Linked DNA regions of Mus musculus: region 2 is linked to region 1. A link is a contact called in ENCODE Hi-C or POLR2A ChIA-PET data. All regions are on one chromosome and are shown on one strand. Each heading gives the region's core, a stretch centred on a gene start or an enhancer-like site at or near the end of the contact. The rest is flanking DNA. Distances are from core to core; before and after follow the strand shown. Region 1 holds the start of Ccdc65 (coiled-coil domain containing 65). Region 2 holds the start of Arf3 (ADP-ribosylation factor 3).

The links. Hi-C counts contacts between places; a loop is a spot of excess contacts on that map. ChIA-PET counts read pairs that join two places held with the same protein, here RNA polymerase II (POLR2A).
Region 2: POLR2A ChIA-PET joins it to region 1 with 19 read pairs in Patski. The contact joins the promoter of Arf3 here to the promoter of Ccdc65 in region 1. A Hi-C loop is called at or near these places in 1 of 37 maps with a recorded cell type or tissue (T-helper 17 cell). POLR2A ChIA-PET finds 5 or more read pairs at or near these places in 2 of 5 experiments (Patski and embryonic stem cell).

Annotation. Positions count from the first base shown.
Region 1 is chr15:98,704,410-98,710,925 of GRCm38, forward strand. Ccdc65 (coiled-coil domain containing 65) reads left to right here and starts at 3,785. Exons shown (of 8, transcript NM_153518.2): 1 at 3,785-4,127; 2 at 4,646-4,813. The coding sequence starts at 3,987.
Region 2 is chr15:98,757,595-98,765,091 of GRCm38, forward strand. It overlaps Arf3 (ADP-ribosylation factor 3), which reads right to left and starts at 5,524. Exons shown (of 5, transcript NM_007478.3): 1 at 5,386-5,524. It overlaps LOC115488470, which reads right to left and starts at 4,452. Exons shown (of 1, transcript XM_030248862.1): 1 at 1-4,452. The coding sequence starts at 4,318. The coding sequence ends at 3,854.

The DNA of each region.
Region 1 (6,516 bases), core at 2,535-5,034:
AGCAGTTCAATCCCATAGCAAACACCAAATACGACTGAGCAGCTGCAGACCAGTCCTCTAGGCAGGCAGACACGGGGCACGAACCGACAACTGTAGTTCAATCCTGAAAACCGCAAGGCTCACCAACTGGCCTGAGGCGAGGCCATGGAAGGGACAAGCTGCTGCAGGAATGTCACAAGCAGTTCTTGGGCGGGTTTCTCTCAATGACTGCATTACCACAAGTGAGCTCAACAACACTATGTCGGGTGAACCAATACATACCTGTCATTAGCAAAGCAAAGAACGACAAGACAGAGCAAACCAAATTAATGCTTCAGCGCTCATCCCCCACTGCCGGTGGGGTCAGATTTATACTCCTTCACCAAGCATCCTTTCACGTGTCTGCTATAGACAAACATCCTTTCTCCTGTGTGCCCTGACAAAACATCATTTGACATAACCAGCTTTCTAAAGAAACTAGAAGTTCCCACGTGTGGAGAAGAGGAGGTGATTATAACAAATGTGACCATAAGACCTGGTAGAGAACGGAGAACTGTAAGTATTGCTGTTGCACTTTGGTGTAACTGTTTTGCTCATAAGACGTCAGCCAGGCATGATGACGAACACCTTTGATCCCAACACTGGGGAGGGAGAGGCGGATGGATCTCTGTGAGTTCATGGTTAGCCTGGTCTGCATAGCAAGCTCCAGGCTAGCTTGGGCTACATAGAGACCCTTCAAATAAACAAACAAAAATGATAGTGGTGATGGTGTTAATAAAGCATAATGATTACATAGAGGCATGTTCTGCCTGCATGCATATGTTATAGCACTTGCAGGTATTGCTGGAAGGGGACAGAAAAGGACATCAGACCCTTGGAACTGGAGTTACTGATGGTTGTAAACTGTCATGTGATAGTTAAGAACCCAGCCAGCATCCCCTGCAAGAGCCACACATGGCCACTAGTCATGGCTTCAGGGCCCCAGTGATTTTTTGTTCTTTTGTTTGTTTGCTGAGACTGAGTATCTCTAGGTAGCCCTGGAACTTCTAATATAGACCAACCTGGCCATGAACTCACAGAGATCCACCTGCCTCTGCCTCTTGAGTGCTGAGGCTAAAGTGGTGTAGTCACCACCACACACATCTTCAATGACTTCTCTCTCTCTCTCTCTCTCTCTCTCTCTCTCTTTCTCTCTCTCTCTCTCTCTCTCTCTCTCTCTCTCTCTCTCTCTCTCTCTCTCTCTCTCTCTCTCCCTCCCTCTCTCTCTCTGTCTCTGTCTCTCTCTGTCTCTCTCTCAAGATTTATTTATTATATATAAGTACACCGTAGCTGTCTTCAGACACACCAGAAGAGGGCATCAGATCCCATTACAGATGGTTGGTTGTGAGCCACCATGTGGTTGCTGGGAATTGAACTCAGGACCTCTGGAAGAGCAGTCAGTGCTCTTAACCACTGAGCCATCTCTCCAGCCCAAGCACTTACTGCTTACAGTCTAGAGACCAAGAAGTCTACTAATACAGAGCTGAGAGATCTGGAATCTGTAAAGGAAACCCCTGGAAGGCTGTCTTCTGGTATATTCAAAGACCCCAAGAGACAGCACTTGTCTCTGTCTTCTTCTTCTTCTTCTTGAATTTAGTTGTTGTTGTTTTGTCTACATATATGTCCGTGTACCACAAACATGCCTGGGACCTGAGGAGGCCTGAAGAAGAAGTGAGATGATTGTTAGCAGTCCTGTGGGTGCCAAGAATTGATCCTGGGTACTCCAGAAGACCAGCCAGTGCTTGCTCATAAGTACTGAGCTATCTCCCAGTCCAGCCTCTTTCTCTTCTAAGGACACTGATCCAATCCAGGGAGTGCACTTTCATGGTAGTCCAAACTTCATCACTTCCCAAGGGTTCTACCTCTACTCTTTTCAAGACAGGGTCTCTCTGTGTATCTCTAGCTATCCTGAAACTCACTCTGTAGACCAGACTGTCCTCGAACTCAGAAATCCACCTGCCTCTGTCTCTTGAGGGCTGGGATTAAAGGGATGTGTCACAAACACCCAAGTACCTGTTAGTAGACGTTGGGGTTGCAACAGTTCCCTACTTTTTTGCCTTTGTAGCTTTGTTTTCCTAAATGTCTCATATAACATTCACAATAATACTGTCACCGCCAGCAGGGACTACAGCTCAGTGATGTGATCAGAGCAGCCTAAGGAGGCTCCGGGGAAGCTATGGGGACTTCTTCTAACTCAGGTCCTCTTGGCTATGTCTACCACAGAAAAGAATTCCAGGATGAGTCAGAGTGAGGAAAAGCTGGCTTACTGATGAGACAGAAAAACAGACAGACAGACAGACAGACAGAGACACAAGAGAGAGACAGAAGACTGAAGAGCAGGCATGAGAAGGGCACAGCTGGCTGCCTGGAGGTCACAGTGTGTGATTGGGGGCTTCGATGCTGCTTCAGGTGCAGATATTCCTAGGAGGGAGTGTGCACTGGTGTACATCTTTTTGTTAGCCACAGATTTTGCCCTTGAAAAGTAGGGTTAAAAAAAAATTTTTTTTAAGGAGCTGAAGAGGGCTGGTGAGATGGCTCAGTGGGTAAGAGCACCTGACTGCTCTTCCGAAGGTCCGGAGTTCAAATCCCAGCAACCACATGGTGGCTCACAACCTCCCTCATCTGGAGTGTCTGAAGACAGCTACAGTGTACTTACATATAAATAAATAAATCTTTTTTAAAAAAGGAGCTGAAAAGATGGCTCAGCGGTTAAGAACACTGGCTGCTCTTCCATAGATCTTGAGTTCAATTCCCATCAACTCACAACCATCTGTCATGGGGTCTGATGCCTTCTTCAGGCAAGCAGGTATACATGCAAATGAAGCACTCACACATTTAGAGAGAGAGAGAGAGAGAGAGAGAGAGAGAGAGAGAGAGAAACAAATTTAAGCTGGAAGTGATGACTCCTACATTTGATCCAAGCACTGGGGGTGGGGGATGTGGGGCGAGGCAGAAGTAGATGGATTTCTATCTATACAGTGAGTTTCTGGCCATCCAGGGCTACACTGAAACACTGTCTTAATTTTTTAGTAAGATTTATTTATGTGTATTTGCGTTTCTCTTGCATGTATATGTGTGGACCATGTGTCTACCCCATGTCCACAGAGGTCAGATGAGGGAGTCAGATCCCCTGGGACTGGAGTTATGAACAGTCATGAGCTGCCCATGTGGGTGCTAGGAACCAAACCCAGGTCTTCTGCAAGAGTGGCAAGTGCTCTTTGCCTCTGAGCCATCTCTCTATCACTAAGGAGACAATTTACAAAATATTTTTAAATATTTTATGTGTATGTGTGTTTGTGCACGTTAATGCAGCGTCCACCGAGGCCAGAAAGGCGTGTTTTGATCTCCTGAAACTGGGGTTCCAGGTGCTTGTGATCTCAGACCATTGGGCTTGGCAGTACCTCCCTTACCCAGTGAACCATCTCATTATTTGTATGTATGTGTAAGTGGTTTTGACCTGTTCTACGAAATCCGATGCTGTCTTCTGACCTCTGCAGGCACCAGGCATGCGCACGGTGCTCAGACACACACGTGGACAAACCAGGCATACACCAAATTAAAAAGTAAAATGGAAAAACTATTTGAAGACATTTATTATTTTTTTAAGAGAGACTAGGGTTCTTGATTTAAAAAAAAAAAAAAAAAAAAAAAAAGCCTACTTAAAAGAACTGACTGCGGTCCTCCGGCATGCAGGGGGCGCTGAAGTAATGCTGCCTCCCTATTTCTCACCCCGCGGTCTTAGCGAAGGTCCTTGTTGCTAGGAGACAAGATGCGTCTTTCTGTTCTCCAGCTGGGAGTCGGGTGTCGCCTGAGCACTCTTGGCGTGGAGGACAGAGGTCTAAGGCCCCATTACCTTAGCTCCAGAAGGTCCCTCCCTGTCTATGGGAAGTTTTTCTTTCTAATTCCTCACAAGTGGCTCGTAGCAGCAGGCAGAGGCTCCTTGCCCGGACCCAGTCCGCAGCCCAGCCATGTCTAAAAAAGGAAAAAAGCCCAAGTTGCCCAAGGCACCCCTGTCCGAGGAAGATCAGCTGCTTATATTTCAGCAAAAGATGCTGGCTGACGAAGAGGCAGCCAAGAAGAAAGAGAGACTCCTCACCCAGTTCTTGAAGGTGATGCTCGTCTGCAGTGTGTCCTGCCCAAACCCCCAAACCCCCAAACCCACCGCCCATGCACTGGTACCGTTGCCTGGGGTCGCGTCCTTGTGGCAGGCTCATTTTCATCCTTTCCTATCCCTCTGAAGTCCTTGGTCCCAAAATACATGGGCTTCAGACAACATTGGTTTTTGCCTAGGGCATTCTCTGTGAAACATGGGGGAGGGGAGAATTGAGTTTGGCAGTATCAACCGAGCCCCCAGAATTAGGACAGTGGATGCTGTCAGGTGTCCAAATTCAGCTGTCTTGAATTCTGAGGTTGGGTCTGGAGTGGGGTCGTTAGAAACTCTTCTCTGATGCTTCACCCTGAAGGGAACCCATTCATTGGAAACCACAAACAGGAGCCCCCGAGTGTTGGCTGCCAAGGGCTTTGTTTGTGAGAATACACGGGGACTGGTATTTTTCAGCGTGGTATCGATAGCACCGAGGTGGACCTTTCGCCTTGGCTGAAACGCATGTGATTACTCCTCCCTCAGGACAAGTTGGCCAAAGAAGAACACAACAGCGCTCTAAACCTTAATAAGATTAACACGCAGTGGAGAACCATCCTCAGGGAGGTGAAGACCAGAGAGCTTCACCAAGACATCGAGATCCTCAGCCAGACCTTTGAACGCGTGGTGGACTGTAAGGACAGCGTCATCAAGGTATGCACCCTCTCGGGCGTGGTGGCGCACACCTTTAATCCCAGTACTCGAGAGGCAGAGGCAGGTGGATTTCTGAGTTCAAGGCCAGCCTGGTCTACAGAGTGAGTTCCAGGACAGCCAGGGCTACACAGAGAAACCCTGTCTCAAAAAGACCCCCCCCCAAAAAAAAAAAGAAAGAAAGAAAGAAAGAAAGAAAGAAAGAAAGAAAGAAAAAAGAAAAGGGAAAGGGAAAAGGGAAAAAAGAAGGAAAAGGAAAAGGAAAAAGGGAAAAAAAAAAAAGTATGCACTCTCTCCAGAGAGCAGGCGGGGATGGCTTCCAGACCTTCCTAGGTAGAATGGGCCTAGTGAATTATTTATTATTTATTGTTGTTATTGCTGCTGCTGTTACTATTATTATTAATTATTATTTTGAGACAAAGTCATGTATCCTATTATTGTTATTACTATTATTATTACTTTTGAGACAAAGCCATGCTTTCCTATAATGGCCTCAGACTCACACGTAACAGGATAGATAACCGTGAACTCCCCACCCTCCTACCCCAACTTCCCAACTGCTGGAGTGGCAGGTGTGAGCTACACAGCTGGATCTACCTAATCAGCCTTCAAGCCTTCACCAGGCACAGGCTGTGACAAACGTGGCCTATTGGTTCTAATCACTGTCACTGAGATGAGAAAGGAATTTCTGAGCTGTAACTCTTCTCCCCTACCTTAGAGGCTCTGAATCCTATGGGGCAGCCAGCATCACCAGCAACTTGAACTCAGGCCCACGCCTTTATTTCAGTATCCGAAGGCTCAGTTCCAGAGAAGGAAGCTGACCTATCCAGGGTTGTCCAGTTCCAGGCAGAAGCCGAGAGGACTCTCGTGTGGATATTTTGTTCTTTCTGAAGGGTCTCACTCTGTAACTCTGGCTGTCCTGAAACTTGCTATGTAGCCAAGGCTGGCCTCAAACTCACAGAGATCCACCTGCCTGTGTAGGTGCTTTGGCCTAGTCCACTGCCTCATTCAAACAGTTTGGCCTCCTTGATTTAACATCAGAGGCTCTGGACAAGGTCGGGAAGCCCTCCCTCACAGAGGTAAGAGCAACTCTGGATTTCCAAACCATTCAATCAGCCATCTTAACGCTCTTTTGGAGAGAGACAGGAGACTGAAACAGACTTGTGTAGCCCAGATGGCTGTAATTAGCAATCTTCCTATTTCTGCCTCCCAGAAACTGGGATTATTGGAGGTGCCATCAGCCCGGATCTGCATATGCTCTTAAGAAATTCCTGAATCACTCTCATCTTTTAAGGGATTTTGATGCATCCATTTCTTAAAACCTATGGGTATGGGGGCTGGAGGGATGGCTCAGAGGTTACCGGTAACCACACGGTGGCTCACAACCATCTAGAATGAGATCTGGCGCCCCCTTCTGGCCGGCAGACACATGCAGGCAGAATGCTGTATAAATGATAAATCTTTAAAATCCTGTGTGTATGGTATGTGTGGGGGCGGTACATGCCCGTGGAGGTCAGAGAGAACCTTGTGGCATCAGTTCTTTCCTTCTACCTCCCTAGGTTTAACTGCTTCCTTGGCTCGGCGTGTCTCCACCTCCCACTTTTAAAGTTCCTGTGGTTTAAGCAGAAATAAAGCCTGTGTATGGGCCTTCTATTCTCTGTATTCCCTGTACAGCCTGGCTTTGGGATTGGTGACCTTGATGGCCA
Region 2 (7,497 bases), core at 4,274-6,773, 55 kb after region 1:
AAAAAAAAAAAAAAAAATCTGTAAGAAAAGGTCACACCTTGGACAATATTTTCCCAAACTAGAATATGAACCCTTCACTTAAAAAAAAAAAAAAAAAGAAGAAAAAAGAAAAGCACACAAATGTTTGCAGCTGGCAGTGGTGGTGCAGGCCTTTAATTCCAGCACTCAGGAGGCAGAGGTGGGAGGGAGGGCTGGAGGGGCTGGAGACGGCTCTGTGACTGAGCACAGGCTGCTCTTCCAGAGGAAACAGGATCAGTTCTCAGCTCTGACGCAGCTTTAAATAATCTGTAACTTCTGTTCCAGGGGATCTGACAGCTCTTCTGAGCTCCTCTAGTCCTACATGTGTGGTACACAGGCACATGTGCAGCCAAACACCGAGACACAGGAAAGTTAGAAATACTAAAAGACTGACCATCCATCCATCCATCCATCCATCCATCCATCCATCCATCCATAGATGGGGTCTCATTATATAGCTCTGGCTGGCCTGGAACAAATTCTGTAGACCAGGCTGGTCTTGAACTCAGAGATCTCTGCCTGCCTCTGACTCTCTAGCACTGGAATTAAAGGTGGGTACACTCCTGGAGAGTGGGGAGTGTACACATGAGTGCAGATAGACGCCACAAGAGACTGTGCCTTGGGTCACCTAGACCTCAAGTCAAGAGACAGAAAATGTCCAATATGGGTGCTATAGGACCAGCTACTGGACCATCTCTCTAGTTTACTTACACTTCAATCTCGTGTATATGTGGTATATGGAGGCAGGTGTGCGCCATGTCCCACACGGAGGTTAAAGAACAACTTTGAGCACCAGTTCTTTCCTGGGTTCCAGGACTCAAACTCAGGTCTTCAGGCTAGGCTTCAAGTGCCCTTACCTAAGCCAAGCCAGTGGTTCGCAACCCTCCTAACACTGTGACCCTTTAACACAGTTCTGCATGTTGTGCTGACCCCCAGCCATAAAATTATCTCGTTGCTACTGCGTAACTGAAATTTTGCAACTGTTAGAAGTTGTAAATATCTGATATTTCCTGATTTAGGTGGCCCACAGGTTGAGAACCACTGTGTTAAGCCCAAAGCTTCACTGCCCCTGAAGGCTTCATTTTGTTTGTTTGTTTGGTTGGTTTTTAAGGATAGGGTCTCAGTGCCAAGAAACTGCTCAGCTGTTCAGAGCACTGGCTGCTCTTTCAGAGGACCTCAATTCAATTCCCAGCACCCACATGGCAGCTCACCACTGTCTGTAACTCCAGTTCCAGGGGATCTGGCGCCTTCACTCACATACATGCAGGCAAAACACCAATGCACGTAGAATAAAACTGATTTAAAAGCACATAAGTAAAATAAAGCTAGGAACTCGCTGTGCAAGTCAGCCTGGTCTTAAGCTCAGAGCGCTGCCGCAGATCGGCCTCTACCTCCTGAGTGCTGGGACTAACGGGGTCACCATGTCCACGAAGCCCTCACTTTTCTGGGAACTCTTTCCTAACGTTCTCAGATTCCTTTTATTATAGAAGAGTTTCGTTAGCTCTCCACCTAATCACCACAGATCTCACCATGGAGAAGGCTTGACAGGAAATTAAGGATAGCACAATCTCTGGACCTTGACACGTATGTGTGAGACAGACAGAGCTTAACATTTTCAAAGGACAGAACTGAAAAGTTAGTCAACGGTGACCCTGAGTTCCCAGCAAACAGAACCTCTAAATTCTATCAGGATGTCCAGTCACCACCTCCAAGTCACCTTCACTCTTGAGATTTCTGTTTTGTTACATGGGGTCTCATTTATCCCAGGCTGGCCTCAAACTCAGTGTGTAGCTGAAAATGACTTCTTTTTTTTTTTTAAGAATTATGCATTTATGGCTTCTGGTGCTTTGCTTACAGAGATGCCCGTGCTCCCGCTTTGTGCCGGGTGAGTGCAGAGGCCATGTGAATGTTGGGCATCAAGTCCAGGTCCTCTAGAAGAACAGTCTATACTGTTAACTACTGAACCATCTCTCCAGCCCCAATCTTTAACTTTTTGTTTGCTTGTTTGTTTGTTTTTTTGAGACAGGGTTTCTCTGTGTAGCCCTGGCTGTCCTGGAACTCACTCTGTAGACCAGGCTGGCCTCGAACTCAGAAATCCACCTGCCTCTGCCTCCCGAGTGCTGGGATTAAAGGTGTGCGCCACCACGCCTGGCTCAAATCTTTAACTTCTGATCCCCCCACCTCTGATCTCCCATGAGTAGCGGCACCATACCTACTAGATATGGAACACCAGGGTTGTACTTATCAAGGAAGCACTCTGCCAACTAAGCCCCAGCCCACCATCTTCTTATAAGATTTATTTATTTATTTCAGCACATCCATGCTTTGTCTTCATGTCAGTGTACCCTGCACCTGCCTGGTGCCCAGTAAGCCAGGAGACACCGGGTCCCTGGAACTAAAGATGGTTTGGAGCCCACAGGTGGATGCTGACAAAGCAAACTTGGAGCCTTCTGTAAGAACAAATGCTCTTAACTGATGAGCCATCTCTTCAGCTTCATCCTTTTTCTTTTCTTTTTTTTTTTTTAATTAAACTATACGTGTGTGCATGCAGGTTTGGTTGGGTCTCCTGGAGCTGAGCTGCAGGTGTTGTGGCTCGGGAAGCAGGAGCTGGGAACTCAACTCCAGTCCTCTGAACAAGAGCCAACCGAGTCTAGCACTGTGCCAATTGGGAGGGGAGACGGTTCGTTATTCAAACAAGGTCTCTCCTGGCATCTGCTGGCCTCCACCTTTCAAGTACTAGGATCACATGCTGTCTTACTTGTCACACGCGGTTATGGAATGACTTTTCTTAAAAGAATCTCTTTTTCTTCTCTTTTCACATCGTTTTTGTTTGGAAGCCAGAGACTGACGATGAAAGAATCTGTCCTCTCCTTCTACCTTGTGGACCTGGGGCAGGAGTACGGAATCAGACTCAGGTCTTCAAGCTTGCTGGCAGGAGCTTTCCTCCACTGAACCAGCCAGCCAGCCCTCCAGTGGCCTTTCTAACCAACACTACTCTGGATCACCACACGCCCTTGCATCCAAGATGTTCTCGGCCCCTGCCCTGCTCCAGCTTCACCTCTCCCTGAAGCATTACGTGCTACGGCTATGAGCTGATACAGACAAGAATAAAACGTTACCACTCACGAGGCACTGAGTAAAGTCACTGTAACAACTGTCCCTTCACATAGGCCCACCCTGCTCTTCTACTAACTAGCTCTCTTTTACAGCAGCCCTGCCTGAGTGTTGGTGCCACACTACATGACGGTGGGCAGTCAGCATGTGCTGTGTGCCCTATGCAGTTCTCAGGACTTTTCACTTATCTCATTTAACTCTCACGACAGCCTACTAGGTAGCTGCTACCATGACTCTCCTTATGCAAAAGGAAAAATGAAACCTAAGTGCGAACAAGTAAGTTATCAAATGTATACAACAGGACAGCATGGGACAGCTCGGGACAGCACAGGCAGGAGGTGAGCCTGGCCCCATCTTGTCTGTCTCTACAACCCAGCTTCAATCACTGCGGCATCCCGCCTCTAAGCACACCGTTAGCCAAAGCACTGGTGTGCTCTGACTCACAGGCCTCTTGGTATCTACTTCCAAAGCTATGTGAGGAAGCAGATCCCAGTTTCTGTCAGCCACAGCCTCAACTTTAACAACCCTGGCTTTAAAGAAGTTTCTCCTTCTCATCAGTAGAGAACTCCTTCCCCTCGCTGCACTACCTCTTCCTTAAGCAGTAGCTAGAAACCTTGCGCAGTTCTATGCATTGCTATCCCGTGTTCTTACAAAAGCAAGATTCAAATCCAGCCTGTCTCAAAAAAGGAAGTAAGGGTCTGCCTCGGTTCCCAGGTCAACCTCAGCACTCCAGAGACAGCGGCAGGCAGCTGGTAGGTTGAGGCGAGCAAGGGCACTGCATCTCAAACAAACAAAGGAGTAAGGGAGGGGGAAAGGAAGGAGAGAAAGAAGGAAAACTGTGCAGGAGTGACTGTGTGACACCTGGGAGCCCTTTCCAGCTGCCTCCAAGGTCAGTGACTCCTTGTGTGAAAAGCTGAATGTAAGTGGATGGGCCTTTCTTAAAACGGCCTTTAACAATGTACTCAAGCGCAGGTCCAACATGCCAAAGGCCAACCCAATGGCCACTGCAGCACACAGTGGGGATACTATCCCCAAACAGGTCTAAGACAAAATGGCAGCAAAGACAGTTCCCTATCCCCCTGCCTGGGGTCACAGATGGAGGTATGCAGAGACTAGATTCTATCCTGTTGCAATGACTCAAGCAATCAGACTCCTGCAGCAGATCTCCTCCCAATAAAACTTTCATGCCATGGACCCAAGGGTGACCCAATGCAACAGTGGCAGAGACGGGTTTTACATTACCCGTCTCCCTAATGACCTCACTATTTTCTTCTTAGTCCTGACCACATACATAACCCTCCACTACATTCTTCCTGGCCCAGAGACCCTCTCCCCCCCCCCCAAAAAAAAAAACAAGTCTCTCCAAAGAGTTACGACTTAACTAAAGGACCCTGAGGTTTTAACAGGGAACTTCACCTCCCCACCTCCCCCTCCTTCCTTCAAAAAGGACTGGCATGCTAAGCAAAGGCTTCATTTTCTGTTCCGGGAATCCTGGTACTTCCTAGAGAAAGAAAGCGGATTGGAAGACACAAACTCAGGGCCAGTGACAAGCTGCTCCCTCCTTCGGTGACACCGCCCCCGCTCCGCCTGGGGGAGGAAGGCCCCACCTCTCTCCTCCGAGCTAGCTCAGGTCCCCCTCCCCCGTCTCCAGCCTCCTCTCCACCCTCTCCCCACCTGCTGCCCTCTTCCCAACACCCCAGAGCAGAGCGCCACCTCCGTGAGGACCGTGCGCAGCCAGCCGAGCCCCACCAGTAGGCCCTGATACTAAGCCCCGGCCCCCCACGCCTCGCGCTGGGTGAGGGAGGAGAATAACCACGGCACGGCACGGCTTTTCTTTGGTTCCCCCACAGCTCGGGCGGGGGAGGGAGAGAGAAAAGGCAGCGTTCCTCGCAGCCCTTTAAACCCAAGGAAAAGAGAGCCAAACAGCCACACCGCCCCCGCGTCCCCCTCCCACAGGTCAGCCTGCCTCCCCCTCGTCCCCAACCCTCCCAAGCTCACCTCTGCAGCCCAGGTCGCACCCTCGGGGGAGGCGGAGGACAAATCCGTGTGCGCCCCCCGCCCCCACCCCAGCTCGGCGTCCTTCGGCTGCGGGGACAGGAGTGGGGCTGGGGTCCCCAAGCTCAGCGAGGATCACCCCCCACACCAGCACCTCGCCCAGACGGTGCGAGCCGGACCGCGGCCGGGGGCCTCGGGCTCCCACCCGGACCCAGCCTCTTCCCTGCCCGGACCCGCCTTCCCTCCCCAGCTCCGAACCTGTTCCTGCTCCCTGCGCCGCGGCTGCCACCGCCGCCTCCGCCCCCGCAGGTTCCGCCCGGCTCTCCGGCCGCTGCCTCCCGCTCCGCAAGCCGACCCGACCGCGGTGAAGATGGTCCGCTGGCCCGCTCCCCGGCTCCCTCCTGCCCGCCCTCCACCTAGCACCGGAAGCCGCGACGGCGACAGGAGCTGTGCGGCGAACACCCACCCCCAGCCCGGGCTACTTCCCACCTCCACGATCGCGCGAGAAGTGCGCGGTAGCGAGCGGCAGTTCTCGCGAGACCCATCACCATGGCAGCGGCTGCAGCAAAAGCAGCCGGTGCTGAAGCTGAGCCTAGGCGGGGGCCTGTGTGGGGGCTGGAGGATCGGAAGGCACGGCGTGTAGAGGGGGCTGTGGGCACTGAGGTGAGGCTCCCGAGCAGAGCGAGCTCCGGGACCTTGCCACATCCTGGCTGCGCTGGCCACAGGGCTCGGACCAGGGAGTCTCCGGGGTTTCTTAAGCAGAGCCCATGTGGAGCATGGAGGATGAAAACGGTTGCTGTATCCTGCTCTAGTCCAGTCTTATTCCAAATAAACAGCGCATCACTCGCACCCCACCTGCTAATCCGCTCTGCTCCCTAGTTCCTAAGGATGCTTTCTCTGAGATCCTTTCCCATAAAGGAAGAGGAGAAAGAACGATGCATTCCAGATACTAGAGGAAACATCTGGATGGGGTCGTCTAGGAGGTTGAGGCTGAAAGGCAGAGGGCAGAAACTCAGAGGCGGCTCTCATGAAGTCTCTCTAGATGAGTCTGGATTTTAGTATCCCCAGGAAAGCGCACCCAGGACCCCGCCTTCCTTCCCTGACACTCATCTTTTGACATGATGGAGACACTGCCTGAGACTCTAGCCACAAGCTATGTTAGAATCTGAGCTAGAAGGGTCCTCGCCAGAAACGGGTGCTCTTACCCACTGAGCCATCTCACCAGCCCCCACTGCGTTCTTTAAATGCATCAAGTATAAGAGCTTGGTGCAGCGTTATAACTCTTCTCTCCCTCCAAAACATAGGCTGGGAACAGAATCTATCTCTTGTCACATCTGTCTCTGGTTTATACCTTTATACCAGTTTGTCTTCTCTTGTTTACCTCAAAAATTACAGGACTGGCTGGGGGCGGTGGTGGCACAAGCTTTTAATCCCAGCACTGGAGACTAGGGTGCAGAGGCAGGTGGATGTCTGTGAGTTAAAGGTCAGTCTGATTTACAGAGCAGGCTCCAGAACAGCCAGAGATGGTTAACGAAGAGATGGACAGCAAGGAACTTGCTTATAACGAAGAGAATTATATTTGTCCCCACTCAGGACTCAATGCTGTTGAGAGCCTTTGTTAAGCTCTGGTTTTTGCTCGTTTTTCCCTCCATTTATTAACTCTGTGTGTGTGTGCTTGTATGAGAGATTGCGGGTGCACTTGTGCTCTAGCAAGATGTGGAGGTTAGAGAGGACACCTTTTGGGAGTCGCTGTTCTTGACTTTTTTCCCTCGTTGGGCCAGGATCTCTGGTTTCTGCTGCTGCAGTGCACACTCTAGGCTAGCTCTGTGTGATTCTCCTGGCATCATCCCCCATCTTACTTTAGGAATGCTTTCATTACACCACAGGCATTCAGCTTTAAAATATATATATTTGTTATTGTTGTGTTTGAGACAGGGGCTCACTATGTAGCCCCACCTGGCCTGGAATTCACTTTATAGACCAAGTTGGCATTGAACTCAAATACGATCTGCCTGCCTCTGCCTCCTGAGTGCTTAGATTAAAGGTATTTGTCACACATCCAGCCAAATGGATTTATTTTTAACTGTACCTACGCACATACGTCTCTGTGTGTGAGTAGGTGCCTGTAAGTGTGGATATCTACTACAGGGAGAAAAAAATGTAACATTCTCTGGAGACAAAGTTACAAGCAGTTGTTCCACGTGGTGCTGGGAGCCAGGTCCTCTAGGCAAGAGAGGTCAGTAAGAGCCTGATCGCCCTCCACCTATTACAACAGGCTCTGGGGAACAAGCTCGGGCCAAGCTTGTCTTGCTAGTACTTTTAATGGCTGAACTATCTCCCTAGCCCATATCCTGGGTTCTTAAAGGCAAG